2 separate regions of the Homo sapiens genome follow, and region 1 is linked to region 2. A link is an interaction called in ENCODE POLR2A ChIA-PET data of the cell type or tissue named here. Cell type or tissue: Caco-2. All regions are shown on one strand.

Evidence for each region. Peaks named below come from ENCODE experiments on the same cell type or tissue, not always from the same donor. Only the 100,000 strongest peaks of a DNase experiment are listed, where the experiment ranks them.
Region 1: POLR2A ChIA-PET joins it to region 2 with 7 read pairs; 7 of 35 experiments call an interaction of 5 or more read pairs at or near these places.

What each region holds. Positions count from the first base shown.
Region 1 is chr17:47,744,822-47,748,821 of GRCh38, forward strand. TBX21 (T-box transcription factor 21) reads left to right here. Exons shown (of 6, transcript NM_013351.2): 6 at 1-1,301. The coding sequence ends at 545. Among named protein-coding and RNA genes, the nearest start is that of TBX21, 14 kb to the left of the region's middle. In Caco-2, no CTCF peak of the experiment used is centred here; a DNase peak (open chromatin) is centred at 140; H3K27me3 peaks cover 43 bases.
Region 2 is chr17:47,882,364-47,886,363 of GRCh38, forward strand. No RefSeq gene overlaps it. Among named protein-coding and RNA genes, the nearest start is that of SP2-DT, 11 kb to the right of the region's middle. RefSeq lists an enhancer at 3,312-3,845. In Caco-2, no CTCF peak of the experiment used is centred here; DNase peaks (open chromatin) are centred at 1,988, 2,928, 3,508 and 3,850; H3K4me3 peaks cover 629 bases.

The DNA.
Region 1 (4,000 bases), 140 kb before region 2:
ACTCTCCTCTCCTACCCAACCAGTATCCTGTTCCCAGCCGCTTCTACCCCGACCTTCCTGGCCAGGCGAAGGATGTGGTTCCCCAGGCTTACTGGCTGGGGGCCCCCCGGGACCACAGCTATGAGGCTGAGTTTCGAGCAGTCAGCATGAAGCCTGCATTCTTGCCCTCTGCCCCTGGGCCCACCATGTCCTACTACCGAGGCCAGGAGGTCCTGGCACCTGGAGCTGGCTGGCCTGTGGCACCCCAGTACCCTCCCAAGATGGGCCCGGCCAGCTGGTTCCGCCCTATGCGGACTCTGCCCATGGAACCCGGCCCTGGAGGCTCAGAGGGACGGGGACCAGAGGACCAGGGTCCCCCCTTGGTGTGGACTGAGATTGCCCCCATCCGGCCGGAATCCAGTGATTCAGGACTGGGCGAAGGAGACTCTAAGAGGAGGCGCGTGTCCCCCTATCCTTCCAGTGGTGACAGCTCCTCCCCTGCTGGGGCCCCTTCTCCTTTTGATAAGGAAGCTGAAGGACAGTTTTATAACTATTTTCCCAACTGAGCAGATGACATGATGAAAGGAACAGAAACAGTGTTATTAGGTTGGAGGACACCGACTAATTTGGGAAACGGATGAAGGACTGAGAAGGCCCCCGCTCCCTCTGGCCCTTCTCTGTTTAGTAGTTGGTTGGGGAAGTGGGGCTCAAGAAGGATTTTGGGGTTCACCAGATGCTTCCTGGCCCACGATGAAACCTGAGAGGGGTGTCCCCTTGCCCCATCCTCTGCCCTAACTACAGTCGTTTACCTGGTGCTGCGTCTTGCTTTTGGTTTCCAGCTGGAGAAAAGAAGACAAGAAAGTCTTGGGCATGAAGGAGCTTTTTGCATCTAGTGGGTGGGAGGGGTCAGGTGTGGGACATGGGAGCAGGAGACTCCACTTTCTTCCTTTGTACAGTAACTTTCAACCTTTTCGTTGGCATGTGTGTTAATCCCTGATCCAAAAAGAACAAATACACGTATGTTATAACCATCAGCCCGCCAGGGTCAGGGAAAGGACTCACCTGACTTTGGACAGCTGGCCTGGGCTCCCCCTGCTCAAACACAGTGGGGATCAGAGAAAAGGGGCTGGAAAGGGGGGAATGGCCCACATCTCAAGAAGCAAGATATTGTTTGTGGTGGTTGTGTGTGGGTGTGTGTTTTTTCTTTTTCTTTCTTTTTATTTTTTTTGAATGGGGGAGGCTATTTATTGTACTGAGAGTGGTGTCTGGATATATTCCTTTTGTCTTCATCACTTTCTGAAAATAAACATAAAACTGTTGAATGTGCCTGCCTCAGTGCCAGCATGGGGGGACATGGATGGGGACTCAGTTGGGGTTGTACCCAAGCTGGTGTACCCAAGGTGTTCTGTCAGCTTTCATTTATGGGGAACCTGCTAAGACCCTGAAATGACTCCAGCTGAGTTACAGCAAGGCCACATGTCCTACCTTCAGCACTCAGGGGGTTGGTTGATGCTACCTCTTAAGGCATCTTGGGACGGACAGAGAAGAATCCCTTGCCCTGTGTGCACCCTGACATTGAAAGGAGGGGTGTGAGGGCAAGGCCAAGGGCTGGACTGGGAGCGGGGGTGCAGGGCGCTGTGAGGCGGTGGCACTTGATTTTTCTTTGCATTTCTAGCAGCCCTCCACCTTTATCTCTAGGGTTATTCAAGGATTAAAGAAATAAATATAAAATGAGCCATGTGAAATTACCATTTTTGTAGGTCGAAAAGCCAAATATTAGCAATTTTATGTGACTCAAGCTAATACATGTAAAGGGTTTAAGAACATTGCCTGACAAACAGTAAGCACTCACTGTGTAAGCTACTGTTACCAACAGTTTCTAGCTGTTTCTGTCTGTCTTTTTATACACACTGAATTGTGTTTGTAAAATAATACATACTTTTTTTTTTTTTTTTTGAGACAGAGTTTTGCTCTTGTTGCCCAGGCTGGAATGCAATGGTGCGATCTCAGCTCACTGAAACCTTCGCCTCCCAGGTTCAAGTGATTCTCCTGCCTCACCCTCCTGAGTAGCTGGGATTACAGATGTGCACCACCATGCCTGGCTAATTTTTGTATTTTTAGTAGAGACGGTGTTTCGCCATATTGGCCAGGCTGGTCTCGAACTCCTGACGTCAGGTGATCTACCCACCTTGGCTTCCCAAAGTGCTGGGATTACAGGCGTGCGTCACCACACTCAGCCTATACATGCTTCTTTTAAATAATTCAAGCAAGGAAGAAAAGTATAAAGACAACAATAAATTATCTCAAATCTTACCCATCAAGAATTATCATTAACATTAGGTGGGTTAGACAGAAATAGTTTTATAAATTGGAACCATACTGAAAAGGCTTTTTCTTAATGAAAATGGTTAAATTTTAGCTTATAGAATTTAGTCACACACACACACACACACACACACACACACATCAAGACAAGCAAAACCTCTCAAACTCTCAAGTGAAATGAAGGGAGTTGCTAAACTTAAGATAAATTTTTCTTCACTACAAGAAATATTTTCTTGGTTTTTTTTTTTTTTGAGACAGAGTCTCGCTCTGTTGCCCAGGCTGGAGTGCAGTGGCACGATCTCAGCTCACTGCAACCTCCACCTCCTGGGTTCAAGCAGTTCTCCTGCCTCAGCCTCCCGAGTAGCTGAGACTACAGGCGTGTGCCACCACGCCCGGCTTTTTTTGTGTTTTTGGTAGAGACGGGGTTTTCACCATATTAGCCAGGATGGTCTCGATCTCTTGACCTCGTGATCTGTCTGCCTCGGCCTCCCAAAGTGCTAGGATTATAGGCGTGAGCCACCGTGCCCAGGCAAGAAATAGTTTCTAAAAGAACACTCTCAGGCTAAGACAGGTGCTTATAGGAAACATTAAGAAGTTAGAGTTACTATGTTGCCCCACCACAGTCCAGGGTGCACCCCATTCTAATGGGGAAACATCATCATGGGCTTTGGGTAGTTCTCCCAGTTCTGTTTAAGGTCTGGAAAACCTGTTTTTTTTTTTTTTTTTTTTTTGGTCACAGTTCACATCCCATCCTTTTTTGCTCTCTACTCAGAGGCACCTTCTAGTTAGAAGGAAAAAATACGGTGGCATACTTGGCTCCCTTTCCTTTGAATTTGGAATCTCATAATTTTGTAAATGACAGGAGATCTGCCACATTGTGCTCTGTGAGTTCAGATTATTTGTCCCCCTACTCCTACCCCGTGGCTGTCACTTTCTAAAGTTAATGGGTTGGGTCTATTTCCTTTCTTGGAGGAACTGTGGTTGATAATTATAATACTCTTTTCGCTCACCATTTAAAAATGATTTTTGCTCCCTTCATTAGATATGAAGTTAAGTGACTTGTGATCAAGCCATACTTTACCATCTTTTCTAGAAGTCTGACTGCATGTTTTGATGTGGTGTTATTTGACTCATAAAGGTTCATTACTATTATTTCTTCACTATTAGATGTACCTTTTACTGTATATACTGTGTATATATACACATACCACATATATCTATAATATATATAACCTAAATACCACACAACTCAAGATATTTCTTCAAGATTTAAACACCAATAATATCACAACTATATTTCCTCCATCTAATCTCCTGCCTTTCCCTCATAGATAACCAGTATCTTTAATTTTGTGTTTTGCTTTTCTTGCCTTTTATTTGTTATATTTTTTATTTTTATTTTTGTAGAGATAGGGTCTTGCTATGTTGCCCAGGCTGGTCTTGAACTCTTGGGCTCAAGAGATCCTCCCACCTTGGCCTTCCAAAGTGCTGAGATTACAGTCATGAGCCATTGCATCCAGCCCCTTTCTTGCTTCTTAAAATTAAGTGTTAACACTTTATGTAAGTCTAACTACTATGCTATGTAGTTTTACTTGTTTTTAACTTTATAAAATAATATATATGTGTGTGTGTGTATGTATACATACACACATATATGTTTTGATTTTTGACTCAACACTGTTTTTAAGATTCATCC
Region 2 (4,000 bases):
TTATGACAGCGTGGGCAATAAAAAGTGCCTAATTGGTTGTTGTCCAGCCGAGGCTGCTCCCCATTTCCCTTGGCAGGGGTGGGAAACCGGCTGAGTCAGTTTCACTTTTGCTATTGCCCAGTTTCCCCATGGTTGCTGGGCACTAGCGGAAGCAGGGCACCCCGTGGGAATCAGGAGCTTGTCCCTGATGCTGCCTTTGAGGTGAGCATACCCCAAAAGGCAGAGGACCCCTAGAAAGCACCAGAACGTTAGGCTACAACTGCCCCCTCCCTGTGGAAAGAGGATAACTGGCAGGCTTCTCTCCAAATGTCCAGGGCCAACCCCACTGGCCTCTGAAGGAGTTGGGAGGAGGCACAGAGGACACCCTTTCCCCGGGCCTTGGTGGTGAAGCCTCTTCTGTAGCAGAGGGCAGAGGTGGAGACATGGGCTCTAGAGCCAGGTGCCTGGCTGGAATCCTGACTGTGAAGCCAGTGGTGTGATCTTGAGCAAGTTACTTAAGCTCACTATGCCTCAGTTTTCTCATCTGCAAAGTGGGGCTGATTATAGGACCTATCTCATAGGGAAAATGGGCTTGAATGAGTCAACGCATGTAAAGAGCTTGGAGCAGTGCCTGGCATGCAGTAGGTACTCAATAAATGGTAGCCATGAGCAGTAGCTCAGCCTGGCAGTGGGCATGGGGAGATGGGATGCAAGTCAGAATCTGGACATGGCGGGGATGCGGGTGGGTGAGTGAGATGACTTTTGAACAGAGATCCTGGGCTTCCCAATGTCTGCTCATCTGGCAGTGAGATCCCAGTAGGCCAGGAGGGTCAGTGAGAGTTTGGCCTGGGTTCTCTCCTGAGCAGCTGCATCCCACTCAAGCCCTTCCACCATAGAGCTCTCCCTCCCACCGCCCACCTTACCTCTCCCCACCTTCAGCATGAAGGCCACTCTCTCCTTCTCATGTCTTTCCAGGAAGGGTGGAGCCAGGCTCCTCACCTTCCTGGCAAACATGCTGGCGTCCCCCCACCCAGGTCACATCCTCTCTCCTAGGAACCTGTGAACAAACTGTTCTTTCTGCTGGGGACACCCTGCTCCCTTTGCAGCTCTCGCCTCTTCCTCCTTCCCAAGCCAGTCTGGTGCTCCTCTTCTCTAATGGGACGTTCCCAGGCACAGTATCATCCCTGCCCTGAGTCCTACCCAGTGCCGGCAATCTGGCCCCTTTCTCAATGCCCAGGTCCTGGACGAGTGCACAGTCTCCCCCATCAGACTAAGAAGTTAAGCACTGTGTTTTACCCCAGAATCCACTGGACCGTGCAGTCCATCCATGAGCCTCCAGGCCTCAGCCACTGTTATGCCTTTCCCTTTCCTTGGGTTTCCCATTTTGATCCAGGAAAGCAGCATAGTCACTGGGCTGCCTGCCACCTCCAATGCACCTGGGGGCTTGGCAGACAGACAGCCACCTGTCTCGGGAGGCTCAGGTGGATACTAATAGGCAGTGGAGGCCAAGGGCCTCCCCACCAGAGACCCCCAGAAGCCCCTCCAGCATTGAAGCTGGAAACAGACCATTCAGTTACAGAGTCCAATCCCACCCAAGCAGAGACTGATGCCGGAGGAGGTCCCAGGAAGACCCCCATTTAGCTGCTGCCCTTCTTGGAAACCTTTTGCTTCGACCTTGCCACTTCACTGTGGTCTCTTGAGGGGAGAGATGCTTATGAGTGGGAGTTGGAGTGGGAAGAACTCTGCTTGGCTCCTGGGGGGCAGCAGAGATTTATGGGACTGGATTTTTACAGGCTAGGGAGAGGCCCCAGGCAGGAGCTATGGAGCCCAACAGAGGAGCAAAGGCATAAAATCTCCGGACATGAAAGTCCCAGCGGCAGGCCCCCCCAGGCCTGTGGGTGGTGAGAGATTTACAGCTCTTGCACAAGGCCTGCAGGGGCCTGGGGAGCTGCAAGGACACTTCAGAGCCAGAATAACTCCCCGCCAAGGCCTTCACCTTTCTCCTCTAGGAAAAAAAAAAATACCAATAGAACAGGTTGGAGCTGCCAAGAAGATGGTTATCGCTGCTGGGACCCCGCCCCACCTGGAGACGAGGTGGCTCCCAACTTCCTCCCCCTCCCCGAGCTCTCCTCTCTGCCCCCAGGTCAGGGAGAGGTGCCTAGGGCAAGGCGAGGGGAGAGTGGAGGTGGGGCAACTTCCAGAAGGGGCCTCCCCCTGGAGAAAGTGGGGCTCGGGCTTTCACTGTTCCTTTGCCCAGACAAGGAATGCACAGCAGTGGCCAGAACCCCTGACAAGCCCAGGGGCCTGGAAGGGGGCAGTGAGTGGGTTCTGCCAGCTCCAATATTTAGGGAATGCTTTCACAATGTGCATGTGGGTAGGAGTCTTACCTGACGGGGTACAAGGATAGGAAAATAAAGACGGAAAAACAGAACGTCCCTTGTGCTTAGCAGCCATCTCTCATCTCAGTCAATGAGCTAAAAAGCTGAGACAGGAATTTCTCAAATGGAAAGTGCCCGGCCCCAGCCCCATGCCCTCTGCCCTTGCTCCACCAAACCCAGCTGCCAGTTTTCTCTAGGGCCAGACCCCAGCTCCTTCCCTACCCACCGAAAGGAAGGGCGGTAGCCCTGTGCCTACTGGGGACAGCTCATCTGGTTGAAGGGTGTTTCTGCCGCTTCTGGACTCTGTGCCCCATCACCTTGGTCCCCCACCTGCACGGAGAAGCCCAGACCCTCAGCAGGGTGGGGGTGGGGTGCATTGCTAACCACTTAAAAGGACCAGGCAAGCACCCTGAGAACAGGTGAGGAGCCAGAGCCTTTGAACTGGGAGGGGCAGGTGCTGCTGCTGAAAGACGGAAATCCTGGGCCAGGGCTTGCAGCACCACGGAGAGGGGTGGGCAGGAAGGCCCATAAAAAGCTGGACCTTCCCCTTCCCACCCCTCAGTCCAGTCCCTCAAGACCAGAGCTGGCGCTGAGACAGCCAACTGAGTAATGTCTCAGGTGCTCAGCCAGGGGGCACAGACTTGTCCCTTACCAGGCCCCACCCTGAGTGCTCGGTCCCCACCCCCCAGGGACAGGCCAGGGGAACAGTGTGGAGAGAGGACTGAGGCACTGCTGCCCAAGAGGCAAGAGGTTGAGTGGGGAGAGCCTCAGGAGGGGTGTGGGGGAAGCAGCTGTATCATCCTTTTCCCTGCTGATTGGCAGGCTGGGAAGGGAAGGAAGAGACAGGTCAGTGCCCCAGAAAGGAAGGGGAGGAAGTTAATGAGGAAAGGTGGCTTTGCTCCCCTGTCCCCTGCCCCCTCTGCCACTAGCTTCTGACTCCAGGCTCCAGGAGTGGGCCGGGCTGGTCAGGACCTGCCTCCAGCCTGCCTTCCTCCCGAGCAGGTCGGGAAAATTACTCTCCTGGTACTGCTTTTTATTTTTTGAAGCCAGATCAAAGGTGGGACCCAGCTGGGAGCCATAGTAAAATCTCAGCAATGTGGAGCCTTGGAGTTTCAGAGGTGAAACCAGGAGCTTGGGGAGGGACCATCTCAGGCCCAGGCTGCATGGGTCAGAGGCCAGAGTGGGAGTGGAGAAGAAGAGTCAGGAGTGGAGCTGGTGGGTGGGGCCCTGCGAGAAGAACCAGCTGCTTGAAAAAGGCAGGCAAGTCTATGGTTACCTTGGTGTGCACGGCGGCTCATTCAATGCAGGGACCCACCCACGCAGAACCCCCTCACACCCCAGCATCCAAGCCTTTCAGAAACTTCTCTCCAGGCCTGTGTTCATATTGTCCCCATTGCCTCACTGCCCCATTGGTCACCTGCTCCAGTGCATCACTTTATTTATTTATTTTTGAGACTGAGTCTCGCTCTGTCGACCAGGCTGGAGTGCAATGGCGCAATCTCCGCTGACTGTAACCTCCGCCTCCTGGGTTCAAGCGATTCTCTTGCTTCAGCCTCCGGAGTAGCTGGGACTACAGGTGCGTACCACGACGCCCAGCTAATTTTTTGTATTTTTAGTAGAGACGGGGTTACACTGTGTTAGTC